Regions from separate parts of the Mus musculus genome. Here region 1 is linked to region 2. The links are chromatin contacts, found by POLR2A ChIA-PET in ENCODE. All regions are on one chromosome and are shown on one strand. The core of a region is the stretch at or near the end of the contact, and the rest is flanking DNA. Distances in the headings are between cores, read along the strand shown. Region 1 holds the start of Rpl18 (ribosomal protein L18). Region 2 holds the start of Kdelr1 (KDEL (Lys-Asp-Glu-Leu) endoplasmic reticulum protein retention receptor 1).

Region 1 (5,043 bases), core at 2,359-4,858, 150 kb after region 2:
AGTAGGACAGCAGGAGAGGCAGTTTCTGAGTCTGAGTAAACTTTCTTGCCCACCACCCCAGCTCCCACAGGCTAATCTCTCTCCCAGTTCTGCCTGTCATAGGGTCAGAAAGAACCTATCCCCTGCCCCCTCCCCCAACTCCTCCCCAGACACTTGCCAGTCTCCTTCAGTGAGGATCTTCAAGGTATTGAAGTCTGAAGTCTACCTTGGCTGTGAGCCTCAAAACCAGTCCGAGATGTTAGCAGCCATGAGTACTGTCCTCCGATCGATTGAGAACCTAGCCTGGGTTTCTTGCCAACCTTAGTCTCCAAGCTGTACTCTACTTCCTGGACAGGAACTATGGACCTGTGAAGCTGAATTAGGTTCCAGCCAACTGGCACCACGCGATCCAGAAGGCCAGGCCCCCCACCTACAGACCCCAGGCTTCGGCCCGGTCTGAGGGCCAGCTCAGGAGCTTCCGACTTCCTCCTGAGCAGCTCTCCACCCAACGGGGAGCAATTGTCAGGACACAGCCCCTTGTGCAAACAGAGGGGGAGGGACTACTAGGCATCTTGCTCAGAGACTGGCCCAGGCAGGGCCTCACCTGTTCCCACGCCTTGCCCCACATCCCCCAACACCAAGGTCTTGGGAAAAGCTAATCCTAGGAGGAAACAGGTGAACACAACACCCAGCAGGCGGGGCTCGGGCACAGGCAGGGGCTGCCCAGGTGCAGGGCAGGTCCCAGAGCAGGCCCCACCCCCTTCCCCAAAAATGGGTCTGTGCTGACTTCCAATCAAATGCTGTCACCACTAGTGGCCCTCATCCCACCCTGCCCCTTTCCAACTTCATGAATGAACACAGAGGACCATCATCATCCAATGTTTTTTTTATTAACAGTTAAGATCCAGGGTTAGTTTTTGTAGCCTCTGCTGGCCCTTCGGCCTCTGGCGCGCTCAAACTTCCGGCCCTTGGAACGGACATAGGGTCTGTGGGGAAAGGAGGGAGGTTAGAGAAGTCCAGCTCATTGGCACTAGGACCTGTTCCTGTCATACTGGAAACCTTCTGAGAGCCTTCGCAATAACCACTCACCCCTCAGAAGTGGCAGAGGCCCTGGCTAGCCCAGATTTGTGACCACCCCCCACCCAAGTGAACTTGACATCCTAGTGGCCACTATGGGTAACAACTACCTGAAGCCAAAGCTCTGATACTCACTTGGTATGGCTGTGTGGGGTTCCTGGGGCCTTGCCAAAATGTCGGTACACCTCTCGGCCCTTCCGAGGACCAGACAGGAGCACAGTGCCCCGGCCCTTGGGAGACTCCAGGGCCAGCTGGTCAAAGGTGAGGATCTTACCCCCAGCCTTGAGGATGCGACTCCGGGCCCGGCTGCTCACCCGCAGTGCACACACCTGAGAAGGCACACACCAGAGGCTGTGGGGACTGTCACGGCCCACCCCCGGTAGCAGACCCTGATAAACAACTGCCACTAAAGTCTCCCCAGTGGATGGCAAGCATCCTCAATGCTTTCAGGGCAAACAGACTCCAAAGCATCATTCTGCAGTGGTGAGGGGACACAACGAAGAGCAGCTTTGATTACAGCTCCCATGGCAGGGTGCCACTGGCACATAGCAAAGCCCCCTAATTGACTGGAGACATGTCCCTTTGGCCCATGCTGGTCACTTACCTTCAGCTTGGGAACTTCCAGAATCCGCACATCATCTGTGACCGTCCCCACAACCACGGCAGTCTTGTTCTCGCGGCCAGGAAGCTTCATCTTTCGGATCTGATGGGGGCAAGCATGTTAAGTCTTTCTGTGCCAAGCTGTCACCGGGAAGACCAAACAGCCAAGACCTCCACTGGCTGAGGCCGACCTCCCCCCAGTGACAGGGCCCCAAGAGCTTGCCAGCTATGACTGATTGTTGAAATCTTTCTTTCCAACCCCAGAAGTGACCCAGGTCAGAGAAATCCCCAGGTAGAAAAAGACCAAAGCACAGAGGCCCGCATCCTCTGCTGGCCTTACCCCACCGCCCCCAAACATGTGAAGCGCCCTCTGGCTGACTACTAACCATGCGGGACAGGGACAGAGGTGGCCGGTTGGTTCGGCTCATGAACAACCTCTTCAGCACAACCTGATTGAAGGTGGAGTTGGTCCGTCTGGCCAGAAACCTGTACAGCTGCAAGGGAAAGGAAAAGATTGAGCATGGGACTGCCTGCGCCACCCCCAAGCCAGGACCCTTCCACAGCTCTCCCATCCCGCTCAACTCCTGGTGATGTGGGGGGTTGGGGCACTGTGTCCAGGCTCCCCCCTCTCCCCACCCCACTCACTTTGGGAGCTGTAAGATGGCGTAGCACCCCGGGCTTACCTTGACAAGCAGCCGCAGGTAGATGTCCTGGCTCTTGGGCTCCTTGCGCCGAACCTTTCGGTCCTTGTTGTGGCGAATGTCAACACCCTGAGGGAGGTGAACCACCATAGAGCCAATTGTCAGAACCACTGCCCTATATCTTTGATGATATCTATACCTGTTCGTACCTGTAACTTTTAGGCTACTTAGTCGACAATTCAAACCTCAAAGGATTCAAACTAGAGGAAGAAGACATGTCCCACCCCTGACAAGTTCACTTAACACACACAAGTGATGTTTTTGTCTCGGCTTGGGACCATTCCTCCCAGAGTCCAGAAACTCATTGAAACACTGTCTCGGTGTAAAAACTGAGCTGCACAAGACAAGCGGCTGCTGGCTCAGAGTCCCTTAGAGCTCAGCTCTTGCTTAGCATGTGAAGGCCCTGGTTCTGGGCCCAGTATGGATGAGAGTTCAGATCCCTGTAAAGATGTTAGCTTTTATTTATGTTCTCAAAACTAGCTCCCAATCTGAAAAACAGTCAAAAAGAAGCCAACAGTACATTCTAGACGTGGAGACGTGTTTGTGACAAAGCCTTACACTACGTCCTTCAAATCAACCCTAGAAAGACCAAGTGCTCGGGTTAATTTTATCCCCCACTCGTTTTCCAAGCTGTTAGCATCCTGAAGTAGTTACTGATACTAACAGCGGTTTCATTGCACCTTCAAGGCTCTTCATAAACGTCTTCCCAACATACAAGGCAGGGACAGGATTACTACACACCAAACACACTAGGAGCAGTGTTCCGGGAAGGACTGACGTACGCTTGTCCCCAAACCCGGCAACGTGTAGTGGCTCCGCTCATCGTAGCACTCAACTTCCCAATGGCAAGTTAAGAAACAGGGACACTGGGAGCAGCGGTCCCGCTTGGAAACGCAGCACTCGAAAGATTGGTGCGAGGGAGCGGCCGTGGGCTCGAGGCCGGACTGGACTCACTGGGAGCTGCAATCAGCCTGGCTCATGGAGCCAAACTTTGTAAGGAAGACGACGAGCCTCGGGAGGCTCCCGGGACCGGCCACCGGCTCCGGCAAGTTCTGATCGAAGGCCCTAGCCTGTCCCGCAGTTCCCCTTGGCACCGCCTGCACCCCTCCGTCGCGCTACGAGCGGGACTTGCTGAGGATGGCAGCGGATGGGCCACTCGGGGAGACCGCTCAGCGAGCTTACCATGATGGCGCCTCCTGCTCGGCCAGGTCCGGAAAGACGGAACCGCGCCGGAGTGGGCGGGGAAAGAGCGGCCTGCGAGACGCACTCGTGACGCAATGCGGGACACTCTATCCGGAACTGGCGTCTCTGTGGTGCACGGGTGACGTCACATGAGCGCGACGCGGAGCTCTACCACAATTTGGGTTTCTCGATGGTATGTGGGAGGACCGAGTAAACCGAGGCTTCCAGAACCAAAGAGAAGTCAGCCTGAGGAAAGGGCTGGGACCCGGAGCCTCTCTGGCCTTTCCCCGTCCCTGCTCTAACACTCTCCAGGGGTAAAGGGACCGGAGAATCAGAGACATGATCGGAGCTTGCTGGACGAGTCGCGTGGTGACTCTCTGGCCGCACGCCGACCGCTTCTCGGTGGCTCGCGGAGGACCCGGTGGGCTGTGTGTCGGAGGTGAGGCTTATCCCGCCCTGAAGAAAAAGCTCATCTCACACTTCCTTAAATTCTCGGCTGCCTTTTCCTTATGCTCAACTTACTAAACAGAACTGAAGTTCAGGAAATCCTACTAGATCTCTCACCCGAGACTTTCTTGCTGCTATTCAACCCATAATACCTTATTATTATTATTATTTAATATTTTGTGTTGAGCTTTTCCCCCTGCCCTTAAAGATGACCTCTTCTCGGATCTCTCCTTTGTTTTCGTCCTTAGGGACAGCCCTTTTTTTTTTCCCCCTTCCTAAACCAGACTGGTTGAACTGGCCCAACATTTTCGATGTACATATTGATGTGCAGAGAAGGCACGCAGAACTCCCGGTTTGGAAAGCGGGTAGATAACAAGCTCCAGAGAGACTGAAATAGAGACCATGACGGTGGTTGGAGGTGTGGAGGCCCGAGGGTGAGAAGGAAAAATGGTGAGGGAACCCCGGGCAGAAGGAGAGACAAAGATACAAAACTGAACAGTTGGCACCTCACCATTTAGTAAGCTAGTTCTAGTGCCAGCTCTGTCCCCCACTCACCCCCCCCCCCGCCCCTTAAGTCAAGGTTTCACAAAGTTGCCCCAGCTGGCTTTGACTCACTCTTCCTGCTTCAGCCTCCGAAGTAGCTGGGATCACCGTCTTTCAACACTTGGCCTGGCTCTGCCATTTAAAGTTGTGATCTTGGGTAAGTGATTTTCTGTTTTGCTTTTTTTTCCTTGTTTGGAAAAAGAGAGTGATGAAAAAGACTCCCTTTTAGGGTGTCTTCCCTGAAAGTGTCTTCACTCTTTTGGTATGGAGTACCTGAACTTGGGTAGTACAAGACAGGCCAGCTGGATGAGAGAAGCAGGCTCTGGGATACTGAGCCTGCAATGTGCCCTCCTCTTCAGAACCCCAACCTGGCCCTGCACAGGGAGTTAGCAAGACTCTTTACGAAAACCGCCTATACATACATGGCCTCCAGTTTGGGGCTCAAGCCCTGCTGTGACAGCAGAGGCCTGGGTGCCCACTGGACACCTAAATCCAAGGGGCAATGGAACCAGGT
Region 2 (5,327 bases), core at 2,267-4,766:
ATTTAAGATCTGTTTTTATTTTTATTTTTGTGTATGTCTGTATAAGTGAATGCCACATATACACTGGGTGCCTGTGTAGGATAGAAAGAAAGCACAGGACCCCTGGACCTAAAGTGACCAAATTCTGCAGGGAATACTCTTAACTGCCGAGCTGTCTCTAGCCCCGAATCTGAACTTTATTTTGTTTTATTTATTTTTATTATTAATCATTCATTCATTCGTTTTGGGGGGCAGGGTCTCACTGTGTGTTCTTGGCTGAGATCTACCTGCTTCTGCCCCAGATTGAAGACAGGCACCGGGAGAGCGATGGTGGTACAGGCTTGTACCCCTCCCAGCTCTTGGGAGGCTGAAGCAAGAGTATTGGTTTTAACTGATGGCTATTCTGGCCTACACAGCAGAATCATGTCTTAAAAGTTATTTTCCCCTCTTAGAGTGCACTATTTACTAGCACAGACTCAGAGAACAGAAGACAGTCACCCTCTCTGCCTATCCCACCTTAGTGAGTCTCCGAACCTGGGAAATGAGTCCAGTAACCCCAAGCTGGCTGCGGTAGGGAGTAACTCGACGGTTTAGGTAATGCCCATGCAGCACAGTGGTAGTGGCCCATTTGCAGGCAGGGTCTAGCTGGGCTCCCAGCACGACAGCCACCCTCCCTCTGCTGCTTCAGGGGCCCATGGGCCTAGGCTGACTTTAGCCTGCACAGTGCTTTTACTCACACATTTTGAGCTTTGCACAGTGGGAGTATCATAGTCAATGAAGTTTATCCAAGGTGCAATTATTGCTAATTGAAAACTTTTCTCCTGGTCTGGTCTACAGAGCAGACAGGGCTACAGAGAAATCTCATCTCAAAAACAAACAAAAAAGAAAAAAAAAAATTTTTTTTCCCAAATACCCCACCATGACAATCTCCATGGTGACTTAATAAGAGGGAAAGAAAAAGAAATGTATCTTGAATATGTAGCTAAAACATTAAAGCTAGATCTTGTCCGAGGACTCCCAAACTTCAGCTTCTGCTGAAAACCGCAGCCTGTCTGACCACGCAGGGGCGGCTCCCTGTAAGATGGGAGTGGGCTGCAAAGGGGAGGGGCTCCAGCTAATGACTCCCACCAGCCCATGAGGCAAGAGTTGAACACATACAGACCCAACCAAAACACCAAAGGGTTAAAAATCACAACACCCACCAGCTGGAGGTGGAAGTACCATAGAGACTAGCCAGGTCCTCAGCAAATGCTAACCAGTCCTTTCCCATCTCAAACCAGACCACTTCAAACACATTAACCTCCCATCACAGCTGAGAGGGCTGGAGCGCTCAGTGGTGCACAGGGCCTAGGCTCCATCCTGCACCTTACAGAAGGATGCTAAGAGGCAGGGACTGACTTCCTCTTGTCCTTTTGGTTGTGTGTCCTTTTAGCCATCTATCCATCCCCTCATTTCCCCATTTTACAAAAAGCCCAGGTGTACACTGGTCCATAGTCCCACCACTGTCCAGCTGAAGAAGCAAGCTTCCAGTCCCTGTACCTCAGCTCCAGAGTCTCTGCATATAACCACCAGGCAACCCTGAACCCAGTGACCCTCTCATGACCATTTTACAATGGGGAAACTGAGGCAAAGAGGCTGAAGTCATTATAGTAGAAATTGGGGCTCCCAACCAGGGGAGATAACAGACAGCTATAATCCAAGCAGTGAAGCAAGAGGACTGTAAGTTCTAGGCCAGCCCCTATCTTAGAAAACCAATAATTGACAGTGCCTCCAGAAGAAAGCACCGGCCTCGCATGCATAAGACCCTAGACTCTATCTCCAACACTTCCTGAGAGGAAAAAAAAAACAAACTAAAAATAGGATGTGTAACTGGGATTTAAACTCACGTGGCCCCACCGCAGAGCTCTGCTTGCCATTCCTAGCCCTCATCAGCCCAGCTCTTGCTGGACTAGGTGCCCTTGGACATTCAGACGACTTAAGGGGTGCCACTCTAGACGCCAGGTACATTAACTGCTCAGAGCAGCAAATGGGATGCTGGGTTGTGATTATGTTCACAGTGTCTGCCACCGACGAACTTAGGCCTTAGCAAGCTGTGTAGAGGAAGACACCTGACAGGGCCTCCTGTCAGATACTCTGCCTCTACCCAACCACCACACAGGCCCAGCAGAAACCTACCTCCAGAGGGGTGAAGTCATGGTTGACCAGGAAAGCCAAAATAGCAGTAGGAACGACGAGGAACTCCACCCGGAAAGTGTCGTGGTTGCCATCATAAGTAGCTTTGAACTTGCTGTAGATCATCCACACCGTGGTAAAGGAACAAGCTATGTAGACCACCTGATAAGAGGGTAACAGGGCATCTCAGCTCACAGGTAGGGCCTCAGGTCACGGTGAGGGAGAGAGAAATCATGTTCCCCAGCCACCTCCCTCAGACCATATGTCTAGGCCCAAGCCTCTTTGGTGACTCCTCCCTGATCCCTGGCCTGGAACCCTGCCACAGGGGGCTGACTGCAACTCTACCTTCATGCAGGTGTTGTAGAGTGAAATGTAGTTGGTGAACAGGTCCAGATATCGGGCAGTGAACACCACAGCAAACAGGACTTGGCTCTTCCCTGAAATGCCTGGTTGAGACAGAGAACGAAGGGCAGGGTGGAGGGAGCTGGAGGTGGGCTACTTGGGGCAATAATAAACTAACATGCAGCGCCTGGGCCAGCCGGCTGGAGCTCTAGACCACAGCGATTCCCCAAGGCCTTTAAGCCTGAGCTCGGCCCTTTTTCCACCATCCACAGGCAGGGGGCAGCCGGCTCCAAAAATACTAGAGACCGAGGCTCTATCCCAGGCTAGGCCTCGCCGGTCCTTCTGTCTCCCTCAGGTCCTCCTGACAGTCTAGACCTACACTGGGACCTAGGGAGAGCCCTGCCTGACTTCAGCCTCCCAGTCGGTCACCTTCCTCCCGCTCCCTTCCTGGCCTTCCACAGTCCACGTCACCAACTCCCAGCCACCTCCCCGCCTGCCATGGCTCCTGGTTCCCAGCCCCGGAACACCCAGAGCTGTCCCAAAGGGTGCTGCAGAAGGTTGAACTGAACGCCCGAAGCCACCCCCACCAAACTATGTGTACCCCTTAGTCTAGGGAAAGGAGCTGACCCCCTGGTGACCCTAGAACTAGAAAAGTGATCCCCAGCAGGCAGTCCGGGAGGACTCTGACCTGCCGAGCTCCAGCCTTCCCGGTGCCCCAGAGCGGCCCGCTCCCGCCCCCTCTCCGCGGGGGGGCCTCTCACCCGCACACGATCGGGACTTCCAGATTTTGAGCAGTAACAAGATGATAGCTAGGAGGTGGGAGAGGTCTCCCAGGAATCGGAAGAGGTTCATGACTGGGGGACTCGGGCAGGGCTGAGCTGGGTGGGGGGGGAGGCTGGCCGGCCGGGCTGCCCCGGAGCTGCGGTGCTGCTGGGTTGAGGGCGGGAGAGAAGCCCTTCGGTAGCTCAGCTCCGGGGAAGGGGCTCTGGAAGGTGAGCCGAGGCCGGAGCTGGTGGTAAAGCTGGCTGGGAGAAAAGGGAGGAGGGCCGAGGTGGGAAGGGAGGAGTCTGAGCTGTAGCGCCACCCCAAGGGCGGGTTGACTGTCTGGCGCCCTCTGGCGCCTGCAACCTGCTTTGCAGAGTCGTATCGAATAAGCCTACTAACTGATGGAAGGGTCTTTAGGGTCCCACATTCCCAGGTGCCTTCTCTTTAGTAAGGAACTGTAGAGAGTTCGTCTAACCTCTGCCCTTAAACAGGAATCCTGAAGTTTGAGTTCTGAATCTAAAGATCCTAGTGCTGTGTTGGGTGATGGTGTAGCCTGTAATCTTAGTACTGGGAGGATGAAGCAGAGGGACCCCCCAGTTCCAGGCCTAGGGCTCCACAGTGACAGTCTATTCCTGCACAAATTATTAATACTAATAGTAACAACAACAAGAATCCTGGAGATTAAGAGGGTAGACTTCTAGCTTTGTCTGTGATCTCTAGTCCCAATTCAGTTAGAAAACCCAGGCCCCACTGCCACACACTCGGGGATCCTGACTGAGCCTACCGCCTCTACAATCCTATCCCCAACAATTACTTTATTGCTCAACATTCTGACCTGGGAATCTACACCCATAACTCCATCCTCCTTCTAAGACCCAAAATGCCAGGTCCTGGCTCTTTCAGAAACTGTCATGACCCGAGTCTTCCCAGGTCTTAGGGCACGAGAAGCAGGGCTCCAATCGACTGCTACAGGCCTAGGTCCCAGCGCCTCTACACATTCATATTCTCCCTCTCTCTTCCCCTCCTCCACCTCTCTTTCTCCACCTCCAACTTCCATTCTCAGGGACCCGGGAATCCTGAAGCACACTCCTCCCAATGTTAGATACTAAGGACTGTCCTACCAGAGGCAAGATGGACAGGTGACTTTATGGGACCTCAGAACCTCAAAAGTAGGGTTATAGTTTAGGATTACTGTGTCTGTGACAAAGGAAGCAGTTTTCCTCCAGGGAATTGTGTACTCAGAGCTGTGAGAGACTAGTCCCTCACTCATCAAGTGGTCCCTCAGTGAGGAACTTGCTCAAGACCTGGCCCCCAGGTATGATCGAGAAGGACTAAGGGAGAATCTGTGGTCTTCGAAAGGAGGGCTGTTATCTAAATTCCTGCTTCTGAGAGAACAGGGCCAGGCATTGGACCCCAAATCTGAAATAGAAGATCCACAACTTGGAATCCAGGGATTCTGGACCCCTGGTTTGGAGGGAGGATGGCTGGGATCTAACCCCTAGGTCACAGAAAATGGTGCCAGAGTCTGGCCACCTAGGCCTGAAAGAAGAGGGTCGAGTATGGACATCTAGGTCTGAGGGAGGAGGGGACTGGGAGCCTAGCCCCATAGGTTTAAGGGGAGGGCTACAGTCTGAGGTAGGAGAACTGGGATCCAGCCCCATCCGTCTAGAGGGAAAGAACTAGGGTCTAGTCCCTTGGGTATGAGGGAGGTGGGCTGGCATCTGGACAACTGGGTCCAAGGGATAAGGGACTTGGAGTCTAGATTCCTGGCTCCAAGAGAGACAGCATGCATCCTGTCTTTGCAGCCATAAAATTCACAGGCTGGGTCTTAGTATGGCGGGTGCTGAAGTGCAGAAGAGGGAAGGGGCAAGTGACAGTGACCCCAGCCCTCTCTCTAGGTCTCAAACTGTCTGTACCAGGTGGTGTCCTTGTCCATCTACCTCTGCTTCCTCCCATTTCGTCGCAGCCCCTCGGTCCCATGAGGAAATCAGAGACTTTGAAATGGGGTAAGGGCTGGCCCCCTCCCTCAGACCTAATGGGAAGAGGGGTCCCTAGGGAAGCGTGAGGGG

What was found. ChIA-PET counts read pairs that join two places held with the same protein, here RNA polymerase II (POLR2A).
Region 1: POLR2A ChIA-PET joins it to region 2 with 22 read pairs in Patski. The contact joins the promoter of Rpl18 here to the promoter of Kdelr1 in region 2. POLR2A ChIA-PET finds 5 or more read pairs at or near these places in 4 of 5 experiments (Patski and embryonic stem cell).

The regions. Positions count from the first base shown.
Region 1 is chr7:45,716,636-45,721,678 of GRCm38, reverse strand. It overlaps Rpl18 (ribosomal protein L18), which reads right to left and starts at 3,608. Exons shown (of 6, transcript NM_009077.2): 1 at 3,540-3,608; 2 at 2,340-2,426; 3 at 2,043-2,150; 4 at 1,661-1,759; 5 at 1,192-1,385; 6 at 844-965. The coding sequence starts at 3,542. The coding sequence ends at 890. Sphk2 (sphingosine kinase 2) reads left to right here and starts at 3,677. Exons shown (of 7, transcript NM_203280.3): 1 at 3,677-3,978; 2 at 4,616-4,686. Fam83e (family with sequence similarity 83, member E) reads right to left here and starts at 459. Exons shown (of 5, transcript NM_001033170.4): 1 at 1-459.
Region 2 is chr7:45,871,029-45,876,355 of GRCm38, reverse strand. It overlaps Kdelr1 (KDEL (Lys-Asp-Glu-Leu) endoplasmic reticulum protein retention receptor 1), which reads right to left and starts at 3,516. Exons shown (of 5, transcript NM_133950.2): 1 at 3,255-3,516; 2 at 2,497-2,597; 3 at 2,155-2,313. The coding sequence starts at 3,345. It also overlaps a transcript of Grin2d not described here.